Linked DNA regions of Homo sapiens: regions 1, 3 and 4 are each linked to region 2. Evidence: chromatin loops called from intact Hi-C (ENCODE). Cell type or tissue: Calu3. All regions are shown on one strand. Links, peaks and the distances in the headings refer to the core of each region. The heading gives the core; the rest is flanking DNA. Region 1 has its middle 87 kb from the start of LINC02997. Region 2 has its middle 22 kb from the start of LINC02997. Region 3 overlaps PIK3R1 (phosphoinositide-3-kinase regulatory subunit 1). Region 4 has its middle 12 kb from the start of LINC02219.

What was found. A loop is a pair of places that touch in the nucleus more often than their neighbours do. Peaks named below come from ENCODE experiments on the same cell type or tissue, not always from the same donor. Only the 100,000 strongest peaks of a DNase experiment are listed, where the experiment ranks them.
Region 1: a loop joins it to region 2, with 2.9 times the contacts of the local background. A loop is called at or near these places in 2 of 110 quality-filtered maps.
Region 3: it touches region 2 in a loop (3-fold over the local background); 3 of 110 quality-filtered maps call a loop at or near these places.
Region 4: it touches region 2 in a loop (4-fold over the local background); 2 of 110 quality-filtered maps call a loop at or near these places.

What each region holds. Positions count from the first base shown.
Region 1 is chr5:67,877,322-67,883,443 of GRCh38, forward strand. No RefSeq gene overlaps it. Among named protein-coding and RNA genes, the nearest start is that of LINC02997, 87 kb to the left of the region's middle. In Calu3, for the core only: no CTCF peak of the experiment used is centred there; a DNase peak (open chromatin) is centred at 2,480.
Region 2 is chr5:67,767,925-67,774,046 of GRCh38, forward strand. No RefSeq gene overlaps it. Among named protein-coding and RNA genes, the nearest start is that of LINC02997, 22 kb to the right of the region's middle. In Calu3, for the core only: no CTCF peak of the experiment used is centred there; a DNase peak (open chromatin) is centred at 2,817.
Region 3 is chr5:68,265,445-68,269,444 of GRCh38, forward strand. The region is part of intron 2 of PIK3R1 (phosphoinositide-3-kinase regulatory subunit 1); the gene reads left to right. Among named protein-coding and RNA genes, the nearest start is that of PIK3R1, 52 kb to the left of the region's middle. In Calu3, for the core only: no CTCF peak of the experiment used is centred there; no DNase peak of the experiment used is centred there.
Region 4 is chr5:68,198,829-68,204,950 of GRCh38, forward strand. No RefSeq gene overlaps it. Among named protein-coding and RNA genes, the nearest start is that of LINC02219, 12 kb to the left of the region's middle. In Calu3, for the core only: no CTCF peak of the experiment used is centred there; a DNase peak (open chromatin) is centred at 3,233.

The DNA.
Region 1 (6,122 bases), core at 852-4,851, 110 kb after region 2:
AACCAAAACAAGCAGAGGGTCTTCCCTTACCTAACTGAAGTGAATACCTAGAGGTAGTCAATGTACATTTGAACATTCTTATACAATTCGTTTTGCTTATGAGGATGGGTCAGTCATCTGATGTGAGAAAAATGTCTTTGATTTCTATAGTTTTTTTTCCCTTGATTTAATCTTTTATCCTTCTGCTCGACTATTTCTTTTTTCCTAATGTTTTGCGGCTTATTTTCAGAAATGTATTAAAATTTTACTTGAATCAAGAAGACTAAGCAAAAAGGAAAGTGTGTCAAGGTGTGAGACAAAGGATAAAATGCCAGTTCTGGTGAACAAGAGGACAGTTGTCACTCAGGGGAAGTCAAGAATGACATTTTGGTCCTGGGGTCCTGACCAGCTAGTAAGATCAGACCCATGCTCCAATTATGTCATAGATAACTATAAAAGGGATCTCGAATATATTTAAAAAGCAGAAGATGTTGACTTAACTGGGTTTCCTGGAGCTTCCTTGTCTCAGCTTCAGTCTTTGGTCAGCAAATAAAAGAGGGATTTGCATGATGGGAGTAAAGGGAAGCTCTGTCTATGGTGGCTAACTTTATGTGTCAACTTGACTGGGTCATAGGGTGCCCAGATCATTGGTAAAACACTATTTCTGGGTATAACTATAAGGGGTTTCCTCACATTTGAATCAGTAGACTGAGTAAGTCAGTTTGTCCTCCCCAGTGTGGGTAGGCATCATCCAATCCTTTGAGAACATGAATAGATCAAAAAAGGTGAAGGAAGAAAGAATTCACTCTCTGCCTGACAGCTTGAGCCAGGACTTTGGCCTTCTCCTTCCCCTGGACACCTGGTTCATTATCAGTGCTCCCAGGTCTCAGGCCTTCAGACTTGGACTAAAACTTACACCATCAGTTCTAGTTCACAGATCTTCAGACTCAGACCAGAACCTCACCACTGGTTTTCCTGGGTCTCCAACTTGCAGACAGCAGATCATGAACTTCAGCTTTCATAATTGCATCTCTCTCTCTCTCTCTCTCTCTCTCTCTCTCGGTGTGTGTGTGTGTGTGTATGTGTGTGTGTGTGTATCTATATCTATATCATCTATATCTGATCTATTCATTATATTTCTCTGGAGAACCATGACTAATACACTCTCTATCTAATACAAGTACATTGGAGAAAAGAATTAACGAAGAAACATTTATTATTAACATAACCTGATTCCTGCTAGCAAAGCAGGCTGAGATTTCCAGGAGTAAAATTCTGTCACACACACAAAATATGTCCAGAGTCTGCCTCTGTTACCTCTGTTACCATGTACTCCTAAGCTTTCCAAGGTCTCTAAAGATTTTCGGAGGACATTCACATAACCTGCATTTCCTTGTTATTTCCTGCCATTTTCTGTTGTTACTACTGTGGCAACTTCTTTCGCCCTCACCCCAGCCCCTCACCTCATTCTCCAGTTGTACATTAGGTTCATGGCCAATGACAAATTCAATTACTATGAAAAAAACGAAAAAATGAAATTCAATTTAGCCTGGCAAATGGTTAGATTCAAGACCATAAAACAAGCAATCTTGTGCATAGCCTTGAATACAATCTGAAAAAGCCCTAAAATGTTATTTTTATTACTATTTGAAGAATGACTAGACAAGATTGACCAGGGAACATTCTGGGCAGATTTCTTTCTTTGTTGATAGAGGGAAGGGGAGGTGACCTCATAAATTTGTTCTTTGACTATTTTTTTACAACTCTTTATAAGAAATTTGGCTTTGTAGGCTTTTACCCTAGGGGAAGCTGGTGTTCTTAGTGAGGAAATAGTTTATATCACCATGCAGCACTGTGAAATACTTGACTCAGTCAGGCTGCATACACAGTGAGAAAAAAAAAAAGACTCATTTTCTTAGTAAACACTGCTGTATTCATAACACTTTGCTTTAGCTCTCATGACATTTTGAGATATTGCTCTGCAGTTGCTGAACATAGGGGTAGAAGGGCGTCCTCCATCCTTTTGTTTCTTACTACTACCTCTCCCCGCTTCCCTTGACAAGATGAACAAACCAAGTTTCAGTGGCTGAAATCCTTGAAAACATCAAGTTACCTTTCCCAAGGTGAATAATTATCTATATAAAGAACATGTGGCTTTCATATCTATCATACTTTCTTTTGTCCTCTTTTTTAAACATCAGTTTAGCTCAATTCAAGCCTTTTCCTAGACTGCTTCTTTATACCAATAATTCACTGCTGGTTCTCTGACCAGTCCCCTGCTAATCCTTTCACTATATTGCAGTGTTTCTCTTCCTGAAGTCTTCTCAGTGTCCATAGCTCAAGAGGAAAGAACACATCAACAACTTGTAGACAGCCTAAACACACACAGGTGCGCAGGTATACACAGATAAATGTTTCTTCACACAAAGCAAATTAATTTTCAGCATTGAGACTCATGAGAGTTCACCCTAAGAGCTTTCACTGAGTGTGAGTCACAAGTAATCAGTCTTTGTGGCGTAACCTGTGAGTTAGTGAATTCTTACTGGTCTCAATGAAAAGCCTTCTTTGTCTATGTGGTTATTAATGGGACTGTAAAACTGCATGATAAGATAAAATGAAGCCCTAAAACCTTACATGTTTACCCCACTGCAAAACAGCTGTCCCATACCATCTCTCATGGCCAGATCTACAGTTTTAAGATCTGTGCACCACAGGTTAGCAAAAAAACCTGCTTTGTAAAGGACCACATTTTTCATCAGAGGACCAGCCACTTAACATAAAATTTGAAATCCTCAGTGATAAAAAAGACAGAAATGCAGAATATACCTCATTTCTGAGATCATTTGAAGTTTTGATAAGGTGATTTCTAAACATGGGCTCTAATTTTCTCTGACTACAAAGTGACATTCAGGTGTGAGATTCCATTTCCAGCGGTGAGTTCATCTTTTACTGCCTTTTATCAGCACGAATTATGGTGCAGCAGGTACTTACTTCTCTATAACAGCAGGGGTCAAGTAGATAATTAATGAGAATTAATCTGTAAAAAGAAATATAATGTCCTATTTGAATCTTGGTTTATGACTTGGTTTATTATGCAAGTGTGAAACTTCAAAGGGAGCTAACTCAATGTGGCACTTTAATTACATTTTATTATATTTAAGAGTTTTGTGGAAATTTTGCTTGCTGCCAAGAAATGTTTCTTAAGAACACTTTCTTTCCCAGTAGACTGCTGGGGCCCCTATTCCCAGAGTGGCTACAGAGGGGAGCCGCCAGCACCTTTCTCATATCAGAGAGAAGGTGCAAACAGCTGCGAGGTGGAACACTGGCCTAGGGTGTGGCCAAGGACAATTTCTCTCACAGAGGGTAAAACCACAGAACCCATGAGACTCCCTTTAAGACTTTTCAAAGGCAAACATTCCCAATGGCAAACTGGAAAGCTTGAGTTTAGAGATGGGTTTTTGGAAGACCAAATATGAGGTGTCAATCCTGTGGTGACCTCAGAGATGGCCACTTCCACCACTTGGGGGAAAAAAAAAACAGAGGGGGAAGCACATGCATCTCCTTTCATTGCAGCTTAAGTCAACTTAATTGTGCTGGATTTAAGAGTAAGGGAAGAGATCCTGTCTTTAATAGCTGCATTGTTTCCCTATCCGCTAATCTTTTGGAGGGCATAAAACTAAGGAAAAAGAATTCTAAGGTTAACATGAACCAGTGTCTGAATCCAGGGCAAAGGGCCAGGGTTCCTCCTATCTAATTCCAGCTCTGGTACTGACTTGTCTTATGGCCTTGGGCAAAGCCGCTTGGTCTCTGTGCTTGGTCTGCCCACTGCTAAAATGACAAGGATGATGCCATTTGTGCTGACCTCACTGGGACATTGTACAGACAAGTTGGAAGCTATTTTTTTTGTTGTTTAAAAAGAGTGTTAGGTTTATTTTATTAGATTTGAAGGATATGTTTCTGGTGATAGCAGACTGAAGGAATGCCCAGAAATAGAAAAGCTAAAGAATTGGTTGATTGATTTGGCATGATTAAAGGACAGAACAATGTGTCCAAAAGTGGTTCTGCAAAAAGTAAATGAAGGAATGCTATTTAAGAATAACTTTGTTGTGGGAGGAAACTGCCCTCAGGTTTGAATAGTTTGGTGTTTTCTTTTACTCTTACCAATGGGTTGGCCCCATTGTTTCATAAGTGGTAAAATCTAGGGGTCACCAGACTAATTTACTTCATTTGGAATGAAGGAAAGAGAAAAAAAAATACCATTTTCTCAAAGATATAATCAGTGTTGTGGAAAAGATAAAACATCGAGATTGAAAAATGGCTAGAAATTGAAGAGAATATTGGAATTTTCCAAGCGCTATTAAAATTTGTATTTACAGCACTGAAAGTTGACAGGGAAGAGGCAACCTCATATCTAATCTTGTGGGAGGATAGCCTGCACTGATTATTCATTTATTCATCCAACAAAGATGCACTGAGCACCTCCACCAAGACAGAGTTCCTGCCCTCAAAGAACTTAGAGTTTATTAGAAAAGTTACATGCATTAACAAATTACTGCAAGGTCCTATGATGAGTGTCATAGTAAAAACACATTATGGTTCTATGCTTATAGAGAGAAATGAAAGACATATTCAAAAAGTCTTTGGTAGTCAGGACTGACTCTACGTAGGGAGATGATGAAAGGATCATGATGTGCTTCTTAGACAAAGAGATGAGTAAGAGTTTACTTGGAATCAGCGGAGATGCAGCAAAGATGAGCGGAGGAATAAGCAGAGGGATCTGCATGTACAAAAGTATAGAGGCATCAAATAGTGTGATAAGTTCATAGAGCAGCTCCATGGAGTTGAGACTTAATGCTGGGAGAAAAAAGATGGCAGAAGAGGAAGCCAGAAAAGTCAGCAGGAGGCCATCAAGGAGGGAGAATAACTCTGCAATCAGCTCGTGTTTTTCTGCTTACTGCGTTGCATACTAGGGCAGGTTCCTCAGTTCCTAAGTAAAATGGGACTAATAATCATACCTACGTTGAAGGTTATTGTGAGGACCAATTGTTGAAGGTTATTGTGAGGACCAATTGAGATAACATGCGATTAGTATAGGTGAAGCAATTAGAACAGAGACTGGCATAAAATAACTTCTCAGTGAATGTGCATTTATTCTTACTCATATATTAATTGATGACATTTGTCTTTAAGTCTATAGGCAGAGAGCAGCCGTAAAAGTATCTTAAGAAAGGGTATGCTACGATAAGAGTTGCATGGAGAATGAAGAGGAAATAGGTTAAGGTAGGGAGTGTACTGAGGAAGGGAGGATTTAAGAATAGCTAAAAAGGGCCGGGCACAGTGGCTTACGCCTGTAATCTCAGTATTCAGGGAGGCTGAAGTGGGAGGATCACCTGAGGTCAGGAGTTCGAGACCAGCCTGGCCAACATGACAAAATCCCATCTCTACTAAAAATACAAACATTAGCCGGGCATGGTGGTGGGTGCCAGTAATCCCAGCTACTCGGGAGGCTGAGGCAGGAGAATTGCTTGAACCCGGGAGGCGGAGGTTGCAGTGAGCCAAGATGCTGCACTCCAGCCTGGAGACAGAGCAAGACTCTGTCTCAAAAAAAAATTTTTAAATAAAAAAATTTAAAAATAAAAAAAAAATAGCTGGGCCGGGCATGGTGACTCACGCCTGTAATCCCAGCACTTTGGGAAGCCGAGGCAGGAGGATTGCCTGAGCTCAGGAGTTCAAGACCAGCTTGGGCAAGACGGTGAAACCCCATCTCTACTAAAATAGAAAAAATTAGCCGGGCATGGCAGCATTCACCTGTAATCCCAGCTACTTGGGAGGCTGAGGCAGGAGAATCGTTTGAACCCGGGAGGCGGAGGTTGCAGTGAGCCAAAGTCATGCCACTGCACTCCAGCCTGGGTGACAGAGCAAGATTCCATCTCAAATAAATAAATAAATAAATAAATAAATAATAACTAAAGAGAAGAATTTATAGAATTCAGTGACGGAGATGGAGATGTTATAGGAGAGATTTCAGCCATCTCCCAGTTTTGGGACTTGGGTGACTGGGACAGGCAATGATAACATTAACCTGAGTATGAAAATGTAGAAGAAACAGGAAGTATAGTGGGAAAGTAATAAATTCCGTTTAT
Region 2 (6,122 bases), core at 1,185-5,184:
GGTAACTAGGGTTTCTTCATTGTGATGGGGTGGTTAATAGGGCTGTCATTGGATTAAGCACTATAGAAGAATGAGATTGTTTGTAGATGTGATTGCCGTATAAGAGGCAGTGAAGCACACAGCACCCGAGTAGTCAGAGTGCACGGATCCTGTATCCAGTAGTGATTTGCAGGGATGGCATTAGAGATTTCAAGGACAGGATTTTTCAGGTGCAGAAGGAGCTCACCCTGGGCTGAGCTAAGACTTCTGAAAAGAAAAAAAAGTGAAAATATCCAAAGAAAAATTCTGATTTGGAAATATTGTAAGTGGTTTTCTTCCCCTATCTCCCACCTTCATCTCTTGACATGCTGTAGCCACCATTATAGTGTTTTTCCTATAAGTCAAAAGTTCCATGTACCACCATTTCAATACCATAACAGTTTATTCTTAGAGCATTTCTCTCTCATTTCCAATATTTCCCATAAAGTGTCATGAAAAACTGGTCAGAACGCAATTTCTGTTTCCATTTTATGGTAACTTCTGCTTGTTTAAATCTCTCTGTGATTCCATCAGTAACTAAATACATATATCACTTGAGAATTAGAACTACACATTTCGAGACTATAGTAAGAAGCATTTGCATTTGCTTGTTCATGGGGAATGCTTATTGGCTGGAGGCTTTTGTCTCTTTTGGCTTCTCTTCTCAACTTCAGTTACCTTTTGAAGATTTAGGTAATTCTATCTGAAAACAAAAAAGCATACTTGAAAGAGAAATATTAAGATTTACTGCAGAGAAACAAGTAGGCAGATGGATTAATTGTAATAGTTTAAGTCAAAACTGCCTTTTGAACCACGACTATCAAATAAAATACAATGCGAGCCACACATGTGTGCAGTCTTGAATTTTCTAGCAGTCACATTACAAAAGTAAAAAGAAGAGGGTAAAATTAATTTTAGCAATATACTTTACTCAACCCAGTATATCTGCAACATTATCACTTCCTCATTTAATCAATTGACATGTATTAATGAGGTTTTTTCACATGAAGTATTTCGAATATGGCATGCGTTTTACACCTACAGCCTATCTCAACTCTAATACTAAATTTCCATAAAACACACTTATTTGTACTTAGATTTCATAAAATCTGAGTTGTAAAGTTACACCTACCCACTTTGTTCCAAACATACTTAATATTTCCTCAGGTGCATTCACCAAACTTTAAGTGTTTGACGTTCTCCTGCAGGTACTGTGTTGGACAGAGTAGCTGCAAGACTTTTAAAATCTTTCCTTTCACCCAAATCTTCTGATACTGCAAATGAGCTTAGAGCAACTGAATATTTCAGGAAGATATATATGAACGTTTTGCAAATCACCTAAGCCTTTGAGATCTTACCTAGAAGCTCTAGTTAATGGAGATATCAAAGTAGCTCAGCCGGGCTTCTAAAGATCTTTAGAGGAAGGTGTGAAGCTTGATGCAATGGAAAAATAACAAAAAGCAAAAGCATTCGACTAAGGCAGGCAGAAAGGTGTCTGGCAGTGTCCTGTAAATATATCTGTGAAAGTTTTAAAACACTTATTTTATTGTGAAATCTTTTTATAATGTTAAAGTAGCCTTCAAGGTTAGTTTTAAATGTTGACATAAGTTTTCGTTTTTGTTTGTTTGATCTTTTTTCCAAATACACTATCTTAGAAAATTCACTAATTACCATGTGCTCCAATGTAAACCTAGTTACCATCAGAAGTTAAGAATTCTGGCCAGGCATGATGGCTCACGCTTGTAATCCCAGCACTTTGAGAGGCTGTGTGTACTAGTCCGTTTTCATACTGCTGATAAAGACATACCAGAGACTGGGTAATTTAAAAAGAAAAAGAGGTTTAGTAGACTCACAGCTCCATATGGCTGGGGATGCCTCACAATCATGGCAGAAGGTAAAAGGCACGTCTTACATGGCAGCAGGCAAGATAGAATTGAGAGCTAAGTGAAAGGGGAAACCCCATATAAAAACATCAGATCTCATGAGACTTATTCACTACCACAAGAACAGTATGGGAGAAACTGCCCTCATGATTCAATTATCTCCCACAGAGTCCCTCCTACAACATGTGGGAATTATGGGAGCTACGATTCAAGATGAGGTTTGGGCCGGGACACAGACAATCCATATCACCAAGGCAAGTGGATCACTTGAGGAGTTTGAGACCAGCCTGGCCAGCATGGCGAAACCCCGTCTTTACTAAAAATACAAAAATTGCCTGGGCATGGTGGTACACAGCTGTCATCCCAGCTACTCAGGAGCCTGAGGCAGAAGAATCACTTGAACCCGAGAAGTAGAGGTTGCAGTGAGCTGAGACAGTGAGCTGAGATTGCACCACTGCACTCCAGCCTGGGTGAAGAGCAAGACTCTGTCTCAAAAAAAAAAAAAAAAAAGAAACAAAGAAAAGAAAAAGAAAGAATTCTTATTAGTAAAGTAAATGTGGTTCAAGGTTAAAGCTCACTGCCCACCCCTGCCTCTGGCCCAAACACATACATAGGGACCTGTGTGGCTTCAGAGCAAAAAACCTCTAACAAAGGCCAGCAGCAGAAGTGTTTGGACAATGTTGTACGCAGTGTCAGAGTTCAGCAGTTGGAAAGATTGTTTCTTTGCCATCAAATATTTTAAATTTCTGGCAGGGGTGGAGTGAGAGGTGGAGAAGCAAGGAGTCATTCCCTGCTTCTCCTTTCTGCCTGGTAAACTCTGGCAGGGTGAGCCTGGAAAGCACTCAGCCTGTACCCTGTACCTGCACTGAACATGAGCCAACGTGTGGGGTCTAGAATGGGAGTGAAGGCAGAGGAGGTGATGGGTGGGGCAAATCCAGGCTCCTTCCTGGCTGCAGCAACCTCCGGGCTTACCCCTCTACCTCCTACATCTTTTGTGCTCAAGGTTCACTTCCCTTTAGTGACTATTTAGCAGATCTCTTATCTTCAGAGTCTTATGACACATTCCAGGAAACACTGGCCTTTCATGCCATCCACCTCTTGCGACATTTTAGACTAGTTCTCAGAGCATGATGTCTGCTGTCCTATCTCCCCTTCCTCTAACTCACCATTTTCTACTTTTTTTTTTTATCTTGAGCTCGCATTGTGTTTAACATTAACATTTAGACAAAGAGAAACGTTTCAGCTTTTTGACTGCAGTTATCAGGGTTTTGAACACAAGTCAGTTAAACTTAGTAATCATTTATGGAACACCTGCCCTATGCTAGGAGCCTCAGTAGGTGCTCTGGTGTCAGATGTACCACATAACACTCAGGTGGGGGAAAAACAAACTAGAAAATGCTGGCCTTTCTTCCACGTACAAACTGGGTGACATAAATATTTAAATGGCCAGATATTCCTAAAAGACAAATTGGTAACAGAGTATATATAAATTTTTCTTTGTTCTCAAAAGTCATGCTGGTGATCTATTTGCATTCTGATCCTATTACACCCCAAGTGGACGTTTGATAAAAACAAAGCCAAGAATAAATGGAAATCACAAAAAATCTTGCCAGCTCTTTGCTTCAGATCTCTGGCTACTCATCTTACAGTGATGACTTGGGCCAAGGCTTCCTTCTGAGACATTTTATTAAATGTGTTCAGTAATTCACTTTTGCCCCATTAGAAGCATGGATCCTGAGATTTAATCTATCTTACTCATAGAGAATATTTGACCATTAAATACCTAAAAGTGATCTAGGTAGAAGAAAACAGGAACCATTGAAAATACAACATGAACATAATTTCACATTAAATCTGAGATGGATTTGGGTGGGTATTTGGGAGGTCGGGAGTGGCTGGTGCCAAAGGAAGAAAGGGAAAAAAGAAGAAAAAGGATGGTTTCTAACCTCCTGGTTAGAAACAAAAACCCTGGAAGGGAGGGACACATATCCATCTAACCAGCTTCTGCCTGTGCCATCTCTATCACCCGTTTCTAAATTCTCTCCAAAATATTCACGCCTACTTTTGGTGTGAGACTTGTGTAAGAAGGTTATGTTTACCATTTTATTTTTACTCTGTGAGAAGGTTATTTTACCTTGTGTGACTGACACAACAGCTGTCAGTGCTCTGGAAGAGGCAGACGCCTTCCGTGACAAGTTAAATGGCCACCTCTGGCCATCTAATCCACAGTCCTTTCCTGACAAGGAAACATCACGGGTAGCTAACGAGGTGATCAGAGTAGGAGTTGAATAACAGTAAGAAAGAATTGGAGACAGTTTAGGGGGATGGAATTGACTTGTAAGACTTAAAGATATGGATGCAAAAGAAGAGAATCTTTTGCAATGGAGAATACAGACATAGTTTGCTCCTGAGAGAAACACAGCTGAAGAGGAATTATAAATGATTGACTAGAGTACCATAATGATGTGAAGCAGCCCTGGCAGTCAGCATGGAAAGAAGGAAAGGAACCGTAGCAGCATTGTAGGAAAAAAAAAAAAAGGATTCCAAAATAGGTTCCAATATGGCTCTCAGGGTCTGATGTGGCTCCTTTCCTAGCTGTGTGATCCTGGAGAAATCATTTAGCCTCTCTGAAATTCACTCAGCTTCAATATTTTCATCCACAAAATAAGAATACTAGCTGGGATAATCTTTCAGCTACCTTCAACTCTAAAATTATTATCTTCCTCTTACCTTTTATGATTCTAAAATCTTGGGAGGAAGAGTTGGGAAAGTATTCACTAAAATCTAAAACTAAACAGCTTCAATTTTCACCAGTGATCATTTACACAGTACAGGAGGGCAAGAGGGAGGGTGTCTGCATTGAGTTAGTTTTGTTGATGCAATGAACAGTGCAGAGGGCAGGGGAGCAGGTAGGATATTCCTTCCTTCCACTATCTTTAAAAATAATAACAATACTACCTTATAGTTGTATTCTGTGTTATTCTTTTAGAAATTCTTGCAAATCCCTTGCCGTCTTTGATATTTATAGCAATTAGGTGAAATGGGCAAGAAAGTTTTTTCGTTTTTGTTTTTGTTTCACCAATGACAAATTCAGAGAGTTTAAATGAGTTTCTTAGAGTTGTAGAGCTGGTTAATGATAGGGCTGGGACTAGATTTTTGGTCTCTAGAACACTGGGGTTGGGTATTTGCTTTTGGGTACCTTTTGGAACAGTCTTCCCAGCAGTATCCAGAAACATGAGGAAGCTGCCTGGTTGTCACAATCCCAAATGACCTCAAAAAGAGGATGCAGCTTCTCAGATTGGACTGTATTTGTCTTTGGTCAACTCATAAGTATCTTTTGGTAAGAGCCTCCAAAATAGGGTGTAAACACCCTGGAGGTATACAAGGTGATGCATTAGGGTGCAGAGGAAAAATACTAAGAAAATTGCTATTTGCATTCATTTTTCATCTTTTTAAATCTAATTTTTGTGTGTTTTATGTTACATAATATATTAGCATAAAGTATCAGAATAGGCAGTACATGAGGATAACTTACAAATGGGGTATATGTTGTACTGATTTAATCCATGATCAAAACTATTTCAAGACTATGTTTTAGAAAATTGAGGGAAAGGCCTGAAGGGTGAATCATATGGCTGTTAACAGGAGTCTTCTCTTGCTCTTATCCCCTAAGATGACTCAGGGAAAATGGGAAAGGTTGTGGAAAAGACCAGGTTCAATCAGAATCTTGAAGAACATCCAGAGAAGTAGATGAGCAAATGGAACAGCTCTGACCAAATTAGGGCGGCCGGTCACATGCTTCCCACCAACACAAAGGTCTCTTTGTTTTCTGCACACACACTGCAGTTCTTTGTCAATTATAATCAACGATTCCATTCAGCTCTTCTTGCCACCACTTCTCTCCTGTCTTTCTAGTCTGCTGGGCAATAAATGTAAGGTAAAACTTCACAAGACCTTTAAAAGATAAGGTTGAAAGAGAAAAATACATCCTAATCAATGAACCTACCCAGAGGAAATAACTGGGGGATTATTCATAACTTACAACTTAGTTGCCAACTAATTTTTGGTGTTGAAGATCATTGTACTATACTGGGTAAGTTTACAAAACAGAAAAGGAATAATGGTGAGGAGAAAAATTATTACCTCTTGTCTATGGACTCCAGGAAGTGCACCCAAGATTATTAAGTTATTAACACAGAGACAAAGAAGGAGTGGTATGTA
Region 3 (4,000 bases), core at 1-4,000, 500 kb after region 2:
CAGGGTGCCAGTGTGGTTGGGTTCTGGTGAGGGCCTTCTCCCTAGCCTCCAGGCTGCCACCTTGTCACTGTGATCTCACATGGGAAGGGTGGGGAGAAAGGTCTCTGGTGCTGCTTCTTATAAAGGCACTAATCCCATCGTGAGAGCACTTGCCCTCATGACTTCCTGTAAACTCAGCTGCCTCCCAAAGGCCCATCTCCAAATATTATCACATTGAGGGTCAGGGCGTCAACATGAATCTGGGGGGAAGGGACACAATTCAGTCTGTAGCAACTGACTTCCACATCTGACTTTAAAATGCATCTTTAAAAAAAATGTGCTGGCAGATAAATATGTAAATAAAGCAAATATGAAAATGTTAATCGTAGAATCTAGGTGAAAGATAATGTGGGCGTTCACTAAACAATTCTTTCAACTTTTCAGGATATTTAAAAATGTCAGAGAAAAAACCCCCTACTCTCTATAGTTATTTAAAAGGAATCTGGTGCTGCTTTTTTCTCCTTATTTCCATCCAGGCTTTCTTAAGAGTGCTTGTTCGGTCTGGCTGGACAAACTTGCCTTTTTGGCAGTTTCTCTCTCTCTACCCACTCACTTTCTCCTTGGTCAGCCAGTGGCCTGCTTCTGCACTGTCAGTGAGGTCCCAGCCTGGATCCAAAGCTTCTTTCTGGTCTCTAGTCTGCCAGTAGCATCTTTCTGTCCAGTTCCTCTCCATCCCCCTGCCCTCTCCTAATACTAATCAGGGGATCCTTCAATTGCTTGTGACATCGCAGCTTCTCAAGTTACATTTTACAACTCTGCTTTATTATTTTTAAGCATTTCTAACATGACATTTTATAAGTTTGACTCTGAAATTTATCATCACATGTAAGTAGGAAAGAAGTGTCTCCACAAGTTTGCCCTCAGCCAGAGATAGTGTGGTTCATCTGGAATGCCCCTGCCTTTCTCTGGTTATTAATAGGGGCTCCTATTGCTTTTCCATTTACAGTGTTAATTATCTGCATTTCAAAGTAGTTCATAATGAGAGGGAATATATTAACTTGTTATTTGGGGAGGAAGTACAAAAACTGCTATTATCAAGATCATTTAACTTGAGCATAATCAGAAAGTATTAAGGTTATTCCCTTGTGGGATTGACCATCAGATATCTGTGTGTTTCATAACACCCTTATTGCAGATACCTTTTAAAGAAGGGAGGCTTGCAGGAAGTGTTGGGAAACTTACTATAAGCTTCTTTCCTTGACTGGCACTTGTATACTCTGGCGCAGGGAAGACAAGCCCAAACTAAATACATAGGCATTACTTAAGAGCTTTGTGACATTGGACAAATAGTTTCCTTGCCTTTAAACTGGGGATAATAGAGACTATACACCTTTGAACTGCTATGAAAAATAAATGAAAATATTTCTGTAAAATACTTACTGTGGGAATGTGGCTCCTAGTTGATGTTCAGTACTAATCATTCATTCAGCAAACAGCCTACCGCCCACTGTGTGTCATGGCCTGTGATTTGTCTTTTTTCTTTTTGGGGGCTTCTGGGTCATACTTCGTATGAAATCTTTCTTAGCACACCGAAAGACCAACTTTCCTTATAAATCATTGGCTTCAAAAATCCTGTGGACTCAGGTATAAATTATTTTTCTGGTGAGGAGAGGAGGAAATCCCTTTCTTCCCCATTTACATCCTGCCTAGCTATTTTAATTTGCTGTACACCGTAAATTGTAATCTTAGAATCAAACTCCAATTTAGGTGATAAGGATCACAATTAATTAGGCTAGCCTGTCAAAGATTAAATGTAATCTTGCATTTCAGTTACCTCCTAACTCTGAGGCTTTAGCTAAGCCCGTCAGAAACAAAGCTGTTAGGTCTGCTTAGGTTTAATAAGATCTTTGCCTGCTGTTTGTTTTCTATACCAGTCTGTTGTCTAGAAATAAAACGAATGGACAGAGGATCTCAATTCCCTTTCATTTGTTTTTAGCTGTGCAGCAGGAGAGATAAATGAGAGAAGATAAACTTAACGATATTAAAGACTAATTAGGATATCTGAGGAGATTTGCAAACTTCTAGTTTAAATCTGTCGGCAACTCTTTTAATTCCCTCCTGCTAGTTATCTCTGAAAATAATGTAGTTATGGCTGAAGATTTATTTCCACATCTACTCTTTGTACTCTCATTTTCAGTTGCGCATACTTTTTTTCTCCTTCTTCCTCCAAAAAAAAAAGCTCTTGTTTCGGCCACACTCAATATAATTTAGCACACAGTCATTCCAACTTCATTTTGTCTTCACATTCAGAAAACTGAAGTCTAATATCTCAAATATATTAGTATTGTGGTCCTTTTGGGGAAAGTATGATAAATTGAAAATATTTTGGTTTTGACTTCTGAAGATTTTGAGTATTGTTTATATATACAAAGGCAAAATGCAAATATATACAAGGCAAAATGCAAATGTGCTTCCAGCTTGCTTCCTTAGAAAAGTATTGAGAACAGTCTAAGTATGATAATTTCTGGTCTTAAAACCTGCAATTGCAATCGGGTATTTCCATAATCTAAACAATAATAAAGATTACATGACTAATTCTAACAATAATAACTACCTATTAGTTTGTGCTTTCTACATACTGGGCACGATGCCTGTCATGTTTATATATATATATTATTTAATCCTTATTACTGCACATAATTACTCCCATTTTACAGATGAATAAATGGGATTCAAGTTAACTAACTTGCCCAAGACTACTGAATTCAGTAAGTGGCAAAGCAAGGATTAAAACCTAAGCCTCTTTGGCTTTAAAGCTCTGCTTCTAATCACTTTTTTACTACTGATTAAACAGATGTGTCCCAAAATTAAGGAAGTCATCGTTGTTTTTTTTGCTTTGTTTTTGCTTAGTCAAAGAGCACAGGCCATCATTTGTTGTAGTGTCACCCGTAAAGCTTAATAAGTTTAAAGTTCAGGGTGTTAATCATTACAAGCATAAAGTATGAATATGCTTTAAAGGTTTATTTAAGAAAAGAATTGGGATTAGATTTGCCCACCAGAATATACATTTTTCACTTGAAGTCCTGAGAGAGATTCAGACAGAAACAGCTTTGACTCAGCAGCAGTTAGCAGACAAACATCTTGATATAATACTGATCCACACTTTGCATATACACTTTCTTTTCTTTGTATTACATTTTTAGAGGTAAGTGGCAGTTTTTCACACACTTCCAAACTGCTTCCATCAGTAATGAAATATTTGGCTTGGGCAGCCTCTGGAGTCCCAGTGTTTCAGCTTAAACTTTCCAGTGGGCCCTGCCAGGCACTAACTTCAAAATATCTTTTTTTATGGTGAATGCCTCCAGAAGGTGCAACTGTGTGGTGGTTTCATTTTGCACTTCATAACGGTGTTGGCATCACTTAATGCAAAGAATGCCACTGTCTCCCACACACCGCTGGTGCCCAAGGACTGTCGAGGCCTGTCCATGTTAGTGGTTTGGGAAGGGCTGAAGTTTGGAGAGAAGGCTCTTTTTCTATTCCATGTGATTGGCTGTCACCAGGGCAAAGGGGGAAAACTAGAACGAGTGGAAAATGCAGCATCGGATGTGTCATCAAATATTCTTCCTACAACCTGGGACACCTAGTTCATTGGTGTTCTGGTCAACATTGAAGGCTGAATCCTCCTTTCTTTTGAAATAATGCGTGTCTTGGATTCACTACTTTTAAACCTTTCTGCTGATCTTTATCCTTTTCTTCCTAAGCAATACTGATTTCTTTCAATGAAAAATGATTTAGCTAGTGAAAAACTGGGATTGGGTTGTAGTAAAGGAATCAACAAATTTGCCCAGATTCTTAAGAGTGGAGTTGGTTCTCCACACTTATACACTGTGCTACAGCAAGCTTCACAACCAAAACCCATTACTTATTCAGGTATAAAAATCAAAAGCTGAACTGTAATGAGAATTTAAATGTAAACTGTTGGAGGATGGTGCTCTGTTAATTTGTGTTTGCTCCATACCCC
Region 4 (6,122 bases), core at 1,323-5,322, 430 kb after region 2:
AGTTTAAACAAAAATAACATTATTATAAGAATATAAAGGTATCTTATGGAATATAAGAATAAATCTGTGGCTAGAGTTAAGGAAAAGCTAGAATCACGAACTCATGACTTCACAGTTCCCTCTCCCCAGCTCTTCTTCTCTTGTGCATCTGCTTTGTTTTTCTTTCTCTGTTCTCAGAAACTAGCTCCCATCACTTTTCTTCTTAACATGAACAAAAATATGACAAGTGACAGCTCCTGAGGTTTAAGCCCTAGAGCTCAGACATCAGAGGGAAACAATCTTAACTCTTTCAGTACAAAACCTAAAATCCTGGGGTAGAAACTCAAGTAGACTATCTGTCCTTCTTCAGACCAATCCACTGTAGCCAGGAAGTCGGAGCTGGGGAAAAAGCTGTAACTATCCCACTTTGATTCATATATGTTACTGAACTGTGGCCAAAATGGATACCCCCCTTGATAGTCTCAGGGGATTCCCTTAGGACTTGATTTGCAAGACCCAAAAGAGCAGGGACTGAGCAAAACATGCAAGTTTGCCATTACATCCCAACTAAGTAAATTAACATGTGTGATCCTCAAGATCTAACTGAAGACAATCCTAAAAAGGCTGATAGTTATGCAAAATATTTCATCTCCCTGAACTAGTGGATTTTTTTTTTAATTATTATTAAGGCAGCTGAAATTTCCAAATTTTTAAAAATTTTATATTTGATAATGATGTATGCCAAGAGATTTGCATTTGTCTATGATATGAACTATGATGTTTGAACTGATTCTTTCAACAAAGCAATGCACTAGTTCTGAAATTATCCTAATTTTAAATATCATTTGCATTTCTGTAGATGGAAAATTATATAACAAATTCTAGTTCTTTTCATTTTCATTTGATTAACACTAAGACTCTCCAAAGCTCTAAAAGAAATAGCAGGAGTTGAAATTTCAATTGCATTTGGGAAAATATGTACTTTGTTCCTTTAGAAATAAAGGAGAACATGTGAGATGACAAGTCATAAAGAAGCTGGTCTCAATATGTATTCTTTTGAAGCTCTAAGATGAAATGAGGGCTATGCACACTACTGGTGATGAAAATGATCACAAATAAAGATCTCTTATGAGCCTTCTTGTGGAAGGACATTGAAAAATGTAAGGAAATAATCAGGCCAATACTTTCCTTCTGACTTCCCAGTGTACAGCCTTCTCCTGCAGGAAAGAGAGACAGACCATACCCCATGTGGTCATGACTTAAATGGACTTTCCCTCAAGGAATTTATAATCTAGTTAGGACTGAACATATATATGGCTAATGACATTTATAAAATAATCCATTCTTAAGTGTCCAGTAGACAATGCACATCAGTGTAAACAGAAGTCAGAGACTAGGAGTCCAAGCAGGCTTGAGTGGCCCTGCCAGGGCTAGCCCTTGACAAAGCTGTGAAGCAGATATAGTTTGTCTTGGGGGCTGTTGTGCCCCAATTATCAGCACAGTCCCTGTTTCCTTCCTTTTGGCCCCCCTGTACTTAACTTTAACTTCATTCTTCATCCACTGGATGGTATCTATCATTCTTTCCAGTTTTGCTCCTAACTCATTTTCAACAAATCCCTGCCATGGTACTAACTGAAACTTGAAACTGAAACATAACAGATCTGTGGGTTGCAGAATTGAGTCCTAGTCCTGGCCTGCACCTCTCATTCAGTGTAATCCATCACTGTACCTAGCGAATTTTTGTATTTTTAGTAGAGATCGGGTTTTGCCACGTTGTCCAGGCTGGTCTTGAACTCCTGACTCAGTTGATCCACCCGCCTCAGCCTCCCAAAGTGCTGGGGTTACAGGCATGAGCCACCACACCTGCTCTGCATTTTTATTTTTTAAAGCGGGAGAAGGACAGTCCCTATTATTTTCCAGTATAATTTACTGCAAGAGTCAGCAAACTTTTTCTGTAAAGAACCAGATAGTAAATATTTTAGGCTTTGTGGGTCATACAGTTTTTATTGCAATTACTCAGTTCTGCCATGGTAGCAGAAAAGCAGCCACAGACAACTTCAAAAGTCATTTAAAGGACAGGTGGTGGGCCAGAGTTGGCCTGCAGAGTGTAGTTTACAGACGCCAGGTTTAGAGGATGCTGTCTAGAGCCGATTTGCTTGAGTTCAAAACTCAGTTCTACCTGCTTACTAATCTCTTTGTGCCACAATTTTCTTATCTGTAAAACATCTACCTCATAGGTTGTTTGTAGGGACTAAATGAATTACTATGTATAAAGCACTCCTCTATTTGTGAACTTTCTACCTGTAATCATAGATATTGTCAAATCTTTTTACCAGAGCAAAAACACACAAACTTGGCCCACCTCAAACTATTGACTCTAGTGGCCACTTGCATGGTATTACTTTGACTCTAAAGCCAAATGATCTTGCAGCCTTCTGCAAGGTAACTTGTTGATAAGCCAAGAAGTTTCTGAAGAAAGTACGAAAAAGAAAAACTTGGCGAAGCCACCTCTGCCAAAGTACTGAGCCTCGTGTTAGGGAGAACGCTAGGTTTTGGATATTTATTTATTTATTATTACTGTTATTATCATTTTTTGAGATGGAGTTTCACTCTTTCACCCAGGCTGGAGTGAAGTGGCGCAATCTCGGCTCACTGCAACCTCCGCCCCTACTAGGTTCAAGCAATTCTCCTGCCTCAGCCTCCCGAGTAGCTGGGATTATAGGCACGCACCACCATGCCTGGCTAATTTTTTATTTTTAATGGAGACAGGGTTTCGCCATGTTGGCCAGGCTGGTCTCAAACTCCTGACCTCAGGTGATCCACCCACCTCGGCCTCCCAAAGTGCCAGGATTACAAGTGTGAGCCACTGTGTCTGGCTGGTTTTGGCTATTTTGTATGTAGTAATACCAGGTTTATAGTATTACATGGAAATTGGTATGGGAATTAGGGAAATATTAACATATCATTTTAATGGGACCCAATATGGATTGGCGAATGGAGGTGGTGATGGTGGTGGAAATGATGGTGTGTGCAAACACTCCCGGACAGGTAAAGGGCTTAGGAACAGATGTGTATTCTCTTTTCCCTCCAAATTCAGTGACTGAAAAAAGAGCAGTAATTGCCAACTCCTCTGCCACAGTCGTATGGTAAAATTATGTGATAGAGTATTTTATAGCATTTCAGGTTTAAGTGAGTTTTGCCTTGGATTGCAACATCAACCTGCCTGGTTCCTCCTGTTTTTCATGTGGCATGGTGCCCAAATTTTGTACAAGATTATTAATCTTTTACAAGGGTATTGTTGACAGTCCTGTAATCATGTATACAAGTCATAAATCTTTTCTTCAATAAGTCAATGGTGCCTGCCATATTTGGCAGGTATTTCCCAGGCATTAGCTAAACTGGAATGATAACAGTGAGGCCATGAGCTAGAACAATGAGGCCTGGATTGATTGATTGATTGATTTTTTCGAGATGGAGTCTCGCTCTGTCACCCAGGCTGGAGTGCAGTGACGCAATCTCGGCTCAGTGCAACCTCTGCCTCCCAGGTTCAAGCAGTTCTCCTGCCTTAGCCTCCTGAGTAGCTGGGATTACAGGCATGCATCACCACGCCTGGCTAATTTTTTTGTATTTTTAGTAGAGATGGGTTTTCACCATATTGGTCAGGCTGGTCTCGAACTCCTGACCTTGTGATTGCCCGCCTCGGCCTCCCAAAGTGTTGCGATTACAGGCATGAGCCACCATGCCAGGCCCTGGATTTATTTTTTATTTTACTATATATATTTTTTTCAGAGACAGGGTCTCACTCTGTCAGGCTAGAGTGCAGTGGTACAATCATAGCTCACTGCGGCCTTGAACTCCTAGCCTCAAGCCATCCTCCTGCTTCAGCCTCCCAAGTAGCTGGGACTACAGGTGTATACCATGGACCTGGATTTAGACTTAGGTTCTTCTCATGGTTCTGTCACTAACTAGCTGTGTGACTTGAAGCATTAACTAACTTTGTATTATAGAGATAAGGGTCTTGGTTTTCTTATCTGAAAAACAGTTAAATTAGATATATGTAGCACTTGCCAATTCTATAGTTCAATATTCCTGAAGTAGAGAGATTAGGTGATCCAAGAGGTCTGAAACTCTGTGTTAATTAGCCCAAAGCCTTTTTGGGCCCTTTCAAAATTTATCCTAGGTTTGTGGTAATGATAGGTCAGTTAATAATTACAGAAGTTAGACTGAAAGTTACCTGGAAGGAACACAACACGGATTTAGAATAAGGAGCACATTAACCCAGATGGAAGAATCATCAGACAGTGAGGCAGCACGTGCTGCTCGAAGAGTCAGAAGACCCAAGGGTAGATTTGGTTCTGTTGCTTCCCACCTATGCCAAACCATGGAGTTTTCCCAAGTCTTTTTCTTCATCTATAGAATGAAAATCATGATACATGCTCTGCTTACCACCCAGGGCTGGTGCGTCAAATAAAACCATTCATGTAAAAGCCCTCTTTCTTTCTTTCTTTTTTTTTTTTTATTTATTTTGAGATGGGGTTTCACTCTGTCATCCAGGCTGGAGTGAAGAGGTGCAATCTTGGCTCAATGCAACCTCTGCCTCCTATGCTCAAGCGATCCTCCCACCTCAGCCTCCCAAGTAGCTGGAACCACAGGCTCATGCCACCAAGCCCAGCTAATTTTTTGTAGTTTTGGTAGAGATGGGGTTTTACCATGTTCCCAGACTGGTCTCGAACTCCTGAGCTCAAGCAACATGCCCACCTCAGCCTCCCAAAGTGCTGGGATTGCAGGCATGAGCCACCGCCACCAACCCGTAAAAGCCCTCTTGAAACATTAAAATTGAATACCACAACCATCGTAAGCATGGTTCCCTTCTTCAAATAGAAAACATAAGCTACCTTTTTCAAACACATTAGTATTTAAAGAATCTAATAACTTCTAAAACATCCTAAACTATCCATAGTCACTCTTTCCGAAGTCATTCTTCCAAATAGAAAGTTGTTGCTTTCTATTTATAACAGAAAGGAAATCCTTGTTAACATTGTGATGCATGTACCAACAACGGGTTTAAGTGTTTAAATGAAAAATTCTAACCCTTTTGAAAAAATCAGTATTGTCAGAATACAGCTTTGCCTGATCTAAAGTGTTTTCTTTGCACATAGCTTAGCAGGATTCAGAGAAAAGTCTATACGATAGGAGCTAGACTGGGGAGGCTGATGGGAATGTGTCTCCTTTATTCTATGAGCTTGTTTGAATGCTAGGGGCCAGGTTCTGTCGGCAGCACTGACATCTCTGGGTCCCCTCCAGTGGAGGGAACAAAGGCTGGGGTTTCTTTTGAAAAATTCTTTCTGAGCAGTGAGATTGTCCAACACAGTTTCCTTGATAAAGGGCTCATTATCTATCAGTGTGACTTTGCCCTTAATTTTTACGCCAGCAGTGCCAACATGAACATACTCAAGCAAATCCTTTTACCCAGACAGTTGTAACAGCACCCTGATAATTTGTGCCAGTGCTCAAGGCTTGGGTGTGGAATATAACCAACCATGGGCTAAATTTCCTATTAGTTGAATCTCTAAGAAATATAATTTATTAGCTTGCTCTTCATCATGTTTACGCTCCTTGTCACTTTTCAAACACAAGCTCATTTTCAGATAAGCATAGTAGAATGTTTCAGAATTGCATCTTTAGTTCAACTAACACATTCCTTATGGATCTAAAAGAGTTGCTTTTGTTGGAGAAAGGTAGGTCCAAAACTTTGGGAAAAGTGACCTTCTGAGAAAGAAATCAATACAACAATGAACACGTGATGACTCAGTCTGACAGAGTCTTTAAATGGTGGAGAAAATCTGGTATCTCCCAAATCTGAACATAGGGATTAAGTTTTAGTCTCTAAGAGGTGGGACTAGAGTATTATGTTAACTGAAGAAGCTGAACGCTAAGTGTACTGTAAGTGTTGTAACACAGTTGTAATCTAATGGAGTGGCTGTGTAGAACCTACACAAAAGGAAGCCAGAGAATAAGAGTGAGTTCATGTTTATCAGGCAGTCCAGGGGAGAAGGTTCCTGGGATGGGGGATGAAACATTCTGCTCACTAGGAAGATGGACTCGCTTGGGTGACTGGGACACTTCAATAGGGTTTTCCAAAG